3 separate regions of the Mus musculus genome follow, and all the other regions are linked to region 1. The links are chromatin contacts, found by Hi-C or POLR2A ChIA-PET in ENCODE. All regions are on one chromosome and are shown on one strand. Each heading gives the region's core, a stretch centred on a gene start or an enhancer-like site at or near the end of the contact. The rest is flanking DNA. Distances are from core to core; before and after follow the strand shown. Region 1 holds the start of Gfod2 (glucose-fructose oxidoreductase domain containing 2). Region 2 overlaps Ranbp10 (RAN binding protein 10). Region 3 holds the start of 4933405L10Rik (RIKEN cDNA 4933405L10 gene).

Region 1 (2,700 bases), core at 90-2,589:
CCCTACTGAAAAACCTTGATCTAAGAATTACCATGGTCAAGAAATAAAAAAAAGTACATCCAATTTTTAAAAAAGATATTTTTATTTATACAAGTACATTGTTGTTGTCTTCAGACACACCAGAAGAGTGTATCAGATCCCATTACAGATGGCTGTGAGCCACCATGTGGTTGCTGGGAACTGAACCCTGGTCTTCTGCAAGAGCAGTCAGTGTTCTTAACCACTGAGCCACCTCTCCAGCCCAGCACATCCACTTTTTATTTTTAACTCTGATCCTTTGTCTCCAATGGACAGGAGACAAAGGCCCATTTGAAGAAGAGGATTCAAAGTTAAGATTTTGTTTCACTCTGGAAGTTGCCAGGGGTAGAGACAAAGTGGTAATGGTGGCAAGTCCTACAACTGATAAAGGGTCACAGAACCCCCTCAGGTCAGCAGGCATAGTCTATCTCTCCAGCTTGCTGTGGGATGAGGACTGGGAGCCTCCCTTTTTGCAACTAAGAAGTAACCAAGAGAGTCTTCCCACACACATACATAAACAAAAAACCAACCCAGTCACATTCTACAGAGCCAATTTCACACTGAAGTCAACCGGCTTCACTGTAAAACTAAGGCTGACCTCATTACAAGATGTATTTCCCTGGGAGAACACAGGCTCCATAAGGAGGTCAGGGGAACTTCAGATTACAGCCTAAAAGAGAAACGACGTTTAAAGAACAACTAAAGAACACCCAGAGAAAGAGACCAGACACCTGAGCAAACACGAAAGCCAATCTTTCCTGTCAAGAAATCTGACCAGGCCCGGCATGGTGGCGCACACCTTTAATCCCAGCACTTGGGAGGCAGAGGAAGAGGCAGAGGCAGGCGGATTTCTGAGTTCGAGGCTAGCCTGGTCTACAAGTGAGTTCCAGGACAGCCAGGGCTATACAGAGAAACACTGTCTCGAAAAAAAAACAAAAAACAAACAAACAAACTAAAAAAAAAAAAAAAAAAAAACGAACAAAAAAGAAATCCGACCAGTTGGAGATACCTGTGCTTCTACATAGGTCGTTGTCGAGACCTTCATTCCAGGAAACACTCTAAAGCATCTATCTACATTCTTGAGGCCGGTTGGCAAATCTGAGAGCGCCCGAAGCTGGAAGCACAGCTACCATCAACACATCTACCACCGAAAACTTGACAGCAATAGGCTCCCTGAAGGTTTCCCAAGCACCACCCCCAAGGCGCGAGCATGCGCAGCTCTTCATCCCGGCCCCGCCTCCCGCGGGTCCACCTCCCATCACTGAGCATGCGCTGTCCTCCTGCCGCCCCGCCCCTCCGTACCAGAGACCCCTGTTCCTTAGAAACCAGGCGGCGTGTTCCCGGTATCGGTGCTTTGGATTCCGGCGCGCGCGCATCCGCACTAGCCTCCCTCAGGGCAGGCGGACGGCCTCGGAAACCCCTCCGGATCCATGGTCTCTCGTGCAGCTCTGGGCGGGCAATGCCAGCATGCCAGGTGAGAGGCAGCCGGCGGCGGGCGAGGGTGAAAGAGGGCATGGCGCGGCCGGGAGCGGGCGCTGGCCCGGCCTCTGCCGCCGCCCGGCTCCGGAGGTTGGAAGCGAGTATACGCGGGGGCCCTGGCTGGAGGAGGGCTGTGCTAAATGCCAGTGTGTGCACGGCATTGAGTACGAGGTCGCTCCGAGGTTCGTTTTCTCCACCTCGGAGATGGGACCTGCTACATTCGGACGCAGAATTTTGGATCCTGTAAGGATCTTGCTTGAACCTAACCCATCCCCATAAAGATGTGAAACCCTAGGCTACCCCGCCCATTGCGGAGCAGATCACCCCATTACCTGAGTGAGGATGGGCGCTTTGTGGATGAGGATTTGTGAGGTGTGGACACTTCAGACAAAGGACTCGTCGCCTTACTAGCTATTGAAAAATGAGATTGCACTTGAGGCAGAAAGTATGTAAGAAACTGGTGTTCAGGTAAAAGCTTGAAAAAGGAACATCCTAGAAGCATTTGATTTACCCTGCCAGCCCTGCCTGAGTGCCTGGTTGGCCATGGCCTGCTTTTGTAGCTCAGGAAACAAACAAACAAACAAACGGATGGACTTGTGGAAACAAAAGATGAGATGAGGTGTTTCTGTCAGGGCTTTATTACAGCCCTGGTGAGGAAAGACATGCCTGGAGAGATGGGCATTGGTGAATGGCCATGAGGACAGTTTGCCTTCCGGACTGCCTCAGAATCTAAAGAACAGGACGGAAATGTAAAGGTATAAAATTGCGTTGGATAGACAGCAAGGAAGTTATCTTACACTTATGTTCCTTGCTCCCAGTGTCCTGCTAAGTAAAGAGTACATGAGAAAGAAATGAAAACCGGCCGCAGCACTAACTTTATGATTTGTGGCCACAAAGACTTTTTTATTTTTTCCCCCCTCGAGACAGGGTTTCTCTGTGTAGCCCGGGCTGTCCTGGAACTCACTCTGTAGACCAGGCTGGCCTCGAACTCAGAAATCCACCTGCCTCTGCCTCCTGAGTGCTGAGATTAAAGGCGTGTGCCACCACTGCCCGCGCACAAAGACTTCTTAATGGAAGACCATTCAGTTGAAAGAAACAGCCCGTATGATATGAAGTGGTAAAGAGAAGATGATTGTCTTTGAGTAGGGGAAGCTAGATTTGTTTGTGATAGGAAACTCACTTCCTCCTGAAAAACTACACCAG
Region 2 (2,700 bases), core at 173-2,672, 41 kb before region 1:
CGCTAAGCCTCCTCGCCAGCCCGAATGTTTTTGTTTTAATCCAAGTTATGAGATATGGACTGCTTCAGATTGTCCGCAGCAGGTGACTATGATTTGCCTAGTGATTTTTGCCAGCTGGAGATAGTACTGTGACTGTGACATTTGGAATTCTGGGGACTTTTCAGAGGGCATATAAATGCTAGAGCCTTGAGAGGCAGAGTCAGTTGGTGGGTTGTTGGTTGCTGTCGGTTGTAGTTTAAGTAGTGGTGCAAAAAGAAGAAACAACAAGAAGAAATTAGATATCCTGACTGTAAAGATCAAACTTGCCCCAAGGAACTCAACGCCCCTAATCAGCAGGAAGTCTAACAATAGCCCCCCTTCCTGACCCCGACTTTATTCAGGGATCTCTTTCTTTTCTCCATATCCTTTTTTCTCTCTTATCTAGGTTTAAGGGGTTGAAAGGTGGGAGAAAAAGGGTGGAGGGAAGAAGAACCCACAGGTAGGGAAATCTCGCTACAACATACATCCCTTCTTCCAATCCACCACACACATAGAAACAAGACAATGTGAAACAACAAAGCAAAGCAAAGCAAAGCAAACCACCTACGAGTCAGTACATTTTAGAGAAAGTCATTTTTGTTTTGTTTTGAGGGTTGTTTGGGTGAGAAATCAAAGCTTGTTGGGTTTGTGAGTGTGGGGTTTGCCCCTAACATGTGGTAAGGGCCTTTTGTGCTTTTGTTTGCAGGTCACCTGGAGATGGGTGTATGGATTATGCTCAATACGGAGGGAGGACTAGAAAGTGGGGCTTAGTCACTTCTTTCTGGGGAGCCATGGATATCCAGGTACCCGTGGGGAGTCACAGGAAAGTACAAGAACCTCACCAGGGCTGGGTGTGCTGGCACACATCTGTCAGGAACCGGAGGCTGGAAGCTTGTGAGTTCTCAACCAGCTTAGGCCCTTTAGTAAAATGCACTTTGCCGGGCGGTGGTGGCGCACGCCTTTAATCTCGGCACTTGTGAGGCAGAGGCAGGCAGGCGGATTTCTGAGTTCGAGGCCAGCCTGGTCTACAGAGTGAGTTCCAGGACAGCCAGGACTACACAGAGAAACACTGCCTCGGAAAAAAAAAAAAAAAAAAAACCAAAACCAAAACAAACAAATAAACAAACAAAAATTTTGCTCTTCAATTTAAAAACAAATAGTCAGGTGTGATGGCTCTTGCGTTCATCTCAGGAGAGAAAGATCTCTTGAAGCCAGCTTGGGCTATGTAAGTGAAACTCTGTTTTAGACAAACAGAAATACCTTCAGCATGGATAAGAACTGTGATCTGAGGGGTGCACTGAGCGCTCCGGCTGGTTGGAGGAGTTAGGTGCCCTCCCTCCTCATGTTCTGGCAACTCGCCTGGAATTGCTGGGTGGGGTCAGTGTCAAGCTGCCGCTTCAGCATTTATAAGTGGTAGCAGCAATACTCTTTCATCCTGAAAGAGGCCACTAGAATGAAAAGGATCACCCTTGATCCTGGGCCAAGGAGGCCCTAGAGGTTGGCCCCTGTGGGCTAGCTTTTCCAGTGTTGCAGGGAAACTTGTCAGGGCACGTGCCCTCATCTTCTTGGAGGTCTGTCTTCTCTAGACAGGCTGTGGGTGTCAAGTTGCCTTGCTCCCTTTGTTGTGGAGCTTCTGGGGAAGCAGCACCAGGTCTGTTTCCACAGGAAGCTTGGGAAGCTTTCCTTGTTTCCATTATAGCATTGTGTGAACAGAATTTTCCTTGACCCTCGCCCCCCAGGCCCTTTGCTCTTGGGGCTGTAGATAACCAAGTGGCCTCGTGTTCTAGGCTGTCTGTTCTTGGTGCTTTATGGGGGGTGTCTCATTCATTGTAACCCAATAATGCATCGTGCACATACTCTGTGATGGGCACTGAGTGTAGCCCTGAGGTAACTAGTCTCCCCTTCTGTGAAACTTGCCCAGTAGGGGAGAAACATGTAGTTGAGAACCCCACATTGGGCATCCGTGCTTTGAAGGGACTGATCAGGGCGGGATGAGTCAGGCCAGGGTTGTGAGATGACACGTGGTAAGGGGAGGTCAGATGGGGAAGAAAGCTGTAGGTAGAATAAAGATCCTGATAGAAGAGGTACAGAATTGCTGAGGTGTAAGAGGATGACTGGAGGCCAGTGGGACTGGGTTGTACGGTTGGCAGGGTCCAGTAGGGCGTGTGGATTGTCTTGGGTGTTTTGAGGAAGCCACAGTACAGGTTGGAAGGACAGCAACAGCTACAAGGGGACCAGTTAGAACCTGTCTCAGTGGCCCGGAACTTCATGAAGTGACCTGGACAGAATTCCTGGGGGAGAGATGGAAGCGGCTAGCTCTTTGGGAGGTGACTGAGCAAGCCCTAGTGCTTAGAGCAGTGGACAGTTGGACTGTAAGCTGTTTGTTTATCTCCAGAGAGTTGCTGACCATTGCTTGTAAAAATGAAGTTTGGGGTTGCAACTTACTTGGCAGAGTGTTTACCTGGCGTGTAAAGTTTCAATCCCTGGCACTGCAGAAGCCCACACATGGAGGATAGTTATGCAGCCTCTAATCCTTGCTCGCTGGGAGGGAGCAAATCAGTCAGAAAGTTCGGGTTTTCTTGGCTCTTTGGTGAGTTTTGAGGCAGTCTGAGCTATATGAGAGCTATGTGAGACACTGACTCAAATTTTTATTTTAACTTTTTTGTTTGTTTGTTTGGGTTT
Region 3 (2,864 bases), core at 344-2,843, 50 kb after region 1:
GCCTAAGCCCAGCTCACCTGCCACGGGCAGCAAGGTCTGCAGCTGCAGCTGTTCCACGCCCGGCTCCTCGGGAACCAGTGCTAACTCGGCCTCAGGCTCTACCTCGGGCTCCCTGTCCCCGTCCTCCTCCTGATTCAGCTCTGGGTTGCAGTAGTTGATGTATTGGTACAGTGGCCGCAGGCGCTGGGCTTTTCCTGCAAGAACCCAAGGCAGAGCAAAGGCTAGAACACCAGGCTGTGCCATGTCAGCCTCAGAAGACAAAGAAAACAAGAGAAGAGCCCAGGGACTGCCACTCACGCTCCAACCCCAAGGTCTCGGCGGCGGGTGCGGATGCGCTGGCCACAGCGGGCGGCACAGGAGCCCCGCCACTCTTGCGTTTCTTGGCTTTTTTGTGCTGTTTCGAGGACAGTGAGGATTCACTGTGGCTGCCTTCTGGCTCCTCCTTCTTCTGCAGCACCCCCGGTGGCAGCTCAACTTCTGACCTAGGATGGACATGGTGCTTGGCCCTGGGAGGGCTGGGGAACCCAAACCTGGGACAAGAGGCCTGAAAGAGGCAGGCTTCAGTCTTTGGTTCCTATATCTTGAGCCTAGGGCTTACCCCTGCCTGTCCACTAGAGCTAGTTAGCTGTCCATTTCTTAGACAGTGAAGCTCCAAGCCCAGTAGAGGCTCAGCATTTATGGTAGCTCAGTCTCCTTGCAAGATCTAGAAGTCCCAAATCCATACCAACCCCCCAGCCCCCAAGTTCTAGAGTTGGGAGTGAGGGGTATTGGTCAAAGACAAGAATCTCTGCCTTGAAGGAATGGGGATTTAGGAATCTCCGGGCATAAGACCCACCTTCCCAGCCCTTCCCTCCGAAAGCCCTCTCACTTTCTCTTGGGCCCATGAGCTGGTCTCACGATGGATGACGTAGGCTTGGGTCCTCTCTCCTCTCCTGCTTCCACCCCTGCATTGAGCCCTTCCTCTCCCACCTTTATTCCTTCCTCCTGGAGCTCTGGCTCTAAGCTGTGCCCCACGGGACACTTGTCTTCGCCTGGGCTCCTGCAGGTCTCATGTGCCGGCACCAGACACTCTTCTGTTCCTGGACACTAGAAGATACACATAGGTCATTGGGAGCCGATGGCCAGGCAAAGTATTGTGGGGATCAGTTATTCAAAGCCCAAAGCTGCTGCAATTGGAGTACATCTCCCTTGGTTGGGGGGGTGGTGGTGTCTCCTAACTACATATTGGCCACAAAATATGAAGGTAACCAGCTTAGGCCTCTCTACTTGTAGGGCTTGGCCTGGCAGTTAGAGGGTTGGGTTACCTAGAGTCCCACCTCTCCTGCCCTACCCCTCCATCTCCCGAGCTTTGAAATGCCCAAGTCACCTCAAGGCTCTCTGCAACCTGGGCTAACCCTACTGCTGCCCCATTCTGGGTTTCTGGCTGCCTCTTGGCCCCTTCTGAGGCCATAGGCTATGAGGAATCAGTGCATCCCTCGACAGTTGATCAGAGAAAACCTCAGGCCCAGAGCGGGGCTGGACTGGTACTCAGTGCTGGTAGGGGAGACAGGTTGAGAGGTAAGGCTCCTGTTGAGACCCGAGACTTAGAATCACTCCTCATCTGGAACTACAAACCCCAGAAGGCTGTTCGCCTTAGTCATTTGACCCCTGACCTCAGGAAGCCATTTGTTGCCAAGCAACAGCAACTCCTACCGGCTTGCAACAGTTGGCGGTAAAACTGCTCCAGTGAGAGCCCTCGCTGGGGCTTGGCGGGGGAGGGGCGGCGAACCCCTCTGGGCAGTGGGCTAGTCGCGGGGCGGTGGTACAGTCTGCGCCTAGAGACGGGCGGTCGTCGAGGGGTGGGGCTCGGTGATGGGGGCTACCGCGGGGATGCAGGGCTCGGGTGGAGGGTGGAAGCACCCGACAGGGATTAGAGGGGAAAGTTGCGCAGCGCAACAGGCCCTGGTGCACTGTTGCAGGGCTGCGGTAGGATCATGTGCGAGGGCCCGTCCCGCATCTCTGGACCCATCCCCCCAGACCCCACTCTCTGCCCGGACTACTACCGGCGGCCGGCCTCGGGTGAGTTGCGGGGTGCCTCGGCGGGGCGAGTACCCCGCCCCACCCCTGAGCACGGCTTTCCACCGCGTCTTGCTCCTCAGCCCAAGGACGCCTGGAAGGAAACGCGTTGAAGCTGGACCTGCTGACTTCAGGTCGGGACCTGGACTCCAGTCCTCCTCGTGGCCCTCGCATCAGGCCTGAAGCCCGAGAGATCCTAGAGCGTGGCCAGCGAGGCGTGGGGGACGTGCTGCTGCAACTGGGGTGCATCTCCCTCGGTTCGGGGGTCTCTCCTAAGAGTAAGTCCTTGCAGACGGGGTATTGAGGCATTCTTAGGTCAAAAGCAGAGATTAAAATAGGGTGCTTCTTAATTGCCTTGAGCCCATGCAGTTAATGTTCTTTTCTGGGTCTTAGTTTCTCTAGCATAAAAGAAGGGCAAAATACAATACCTCCTGGCAGGATCAGAGTCTATCCTTCTGCAGAAAGCCCTCGCTTCAAGCTTTCACACCTTGATGGAGCATTGTTTACTTAGTGCCTACTTTGTGCCAAACCCTGTAGCTGTTAGGAAAACGGGGTTAAAAAGTATGGGAGTCGTCCCAGGGTAGGGTAGTATCCAAGGGAGGCTTCCCCTTCTCTGAGGAGAAGAGAAAGGGGTAATGGGGGGGGGGGGATTTGGCACAGGCAGGACTGGGAGTAGAGGGGCTACAATTGGGATGTGTGAATTTAAAAAAAATTGGCGGGGGGAGTATGGGAGTCACAGTTGGAGGCAATGAACAAGACAGGCCATGTGTATAATATACACGGTGATTAATGGTATGCTAAATCATAAA

What was found. Hi-C counts contacts between places; a loop is a spot of excess contacts on that map. ChIA-PET counts read pairs that join two places held with the same protein, here RNA polymerase II (POLR2A).
Region 2: a loop to region 1 is called in a map of CH12.LX, with 2.0 times the contacts of the local background. The contact joins the enhancer-like site here to the promoter of Gfod2 in region 1. A Hi-C loop is called at or near these places in 1 of 37 maps with a recorded cell type or tissue (CH12.LX). POLR2A ChIA-PET finds 5 or more read pairs at or near these places in 3 of 5 experiments (Patski and embryonic stem cell).
Region 3: a loop to region 1 is called in a map of heart, with 2.2 times the contacts of the local background. The contact joins the promoter of 4933405L10Rik here to the promoter of Gfod2 in region 1. A Hi-C loop is called at or near these places in 6 of 37 maps with a recorded cell type or tissue (heart and mouse trophoblast stem cell). POLR2A ChIA-PET finds 5 or more read pairs at or near these places in 4 of 5 experiments (Patski and embryonic stem cell).

Annotation. Positions count from the first base shown.
Region 1 is chr8:105,757,246-105,759,945 of GRCm38, reverse strand. Gfod2 (glucose-fructose oxidoreductase domain containing 2) reads left to right here and starts at 1,339. Exons shown (of 3, transcript NM_027469.5): 1 at 1,339-1,492.
Region 2 is chr8:105,798,338-105,801,037 of GRCm38, reverse strand. The region is part of intron 3 of Ranbp10 (RAN binding protein 10); the gene reads left to right. Among named protein-coding and RNA genes, the nearest start is that of Ranbp10, 28 kb to the left of the region's middle. Within about 2 kb of position 1,422, at least 1 of the 3 ENCODE cell types and tissues checked has a DNase peak (open chromatin) inside an H3K27ac peak, as active enhancers do.
Region 3 is chr8:105,707,018-105,709,881 of GRCm38, reverse strand. It overlaps 4933405L10Rik (RIKEN cDNA 4933405L10 gene), which reads right to left and starts at 1,593. Exons shown (of 4, transcript NM_027655.2): 1 at 1,367-1,593; 2 at 869-1,086; 3 at 298-482; 4 at 1-221. The coding sequence starts at 1,450. Enkd1 (enkurin domain containing 1) reads left to right here and starts at 1,674. Exons shown (of 8, transcript NM_198299.2): 1 at 1,674-1,725; 2 at 1,959-2,058; 3 at 2,139-2,333. The coding sequence starts at 1,974.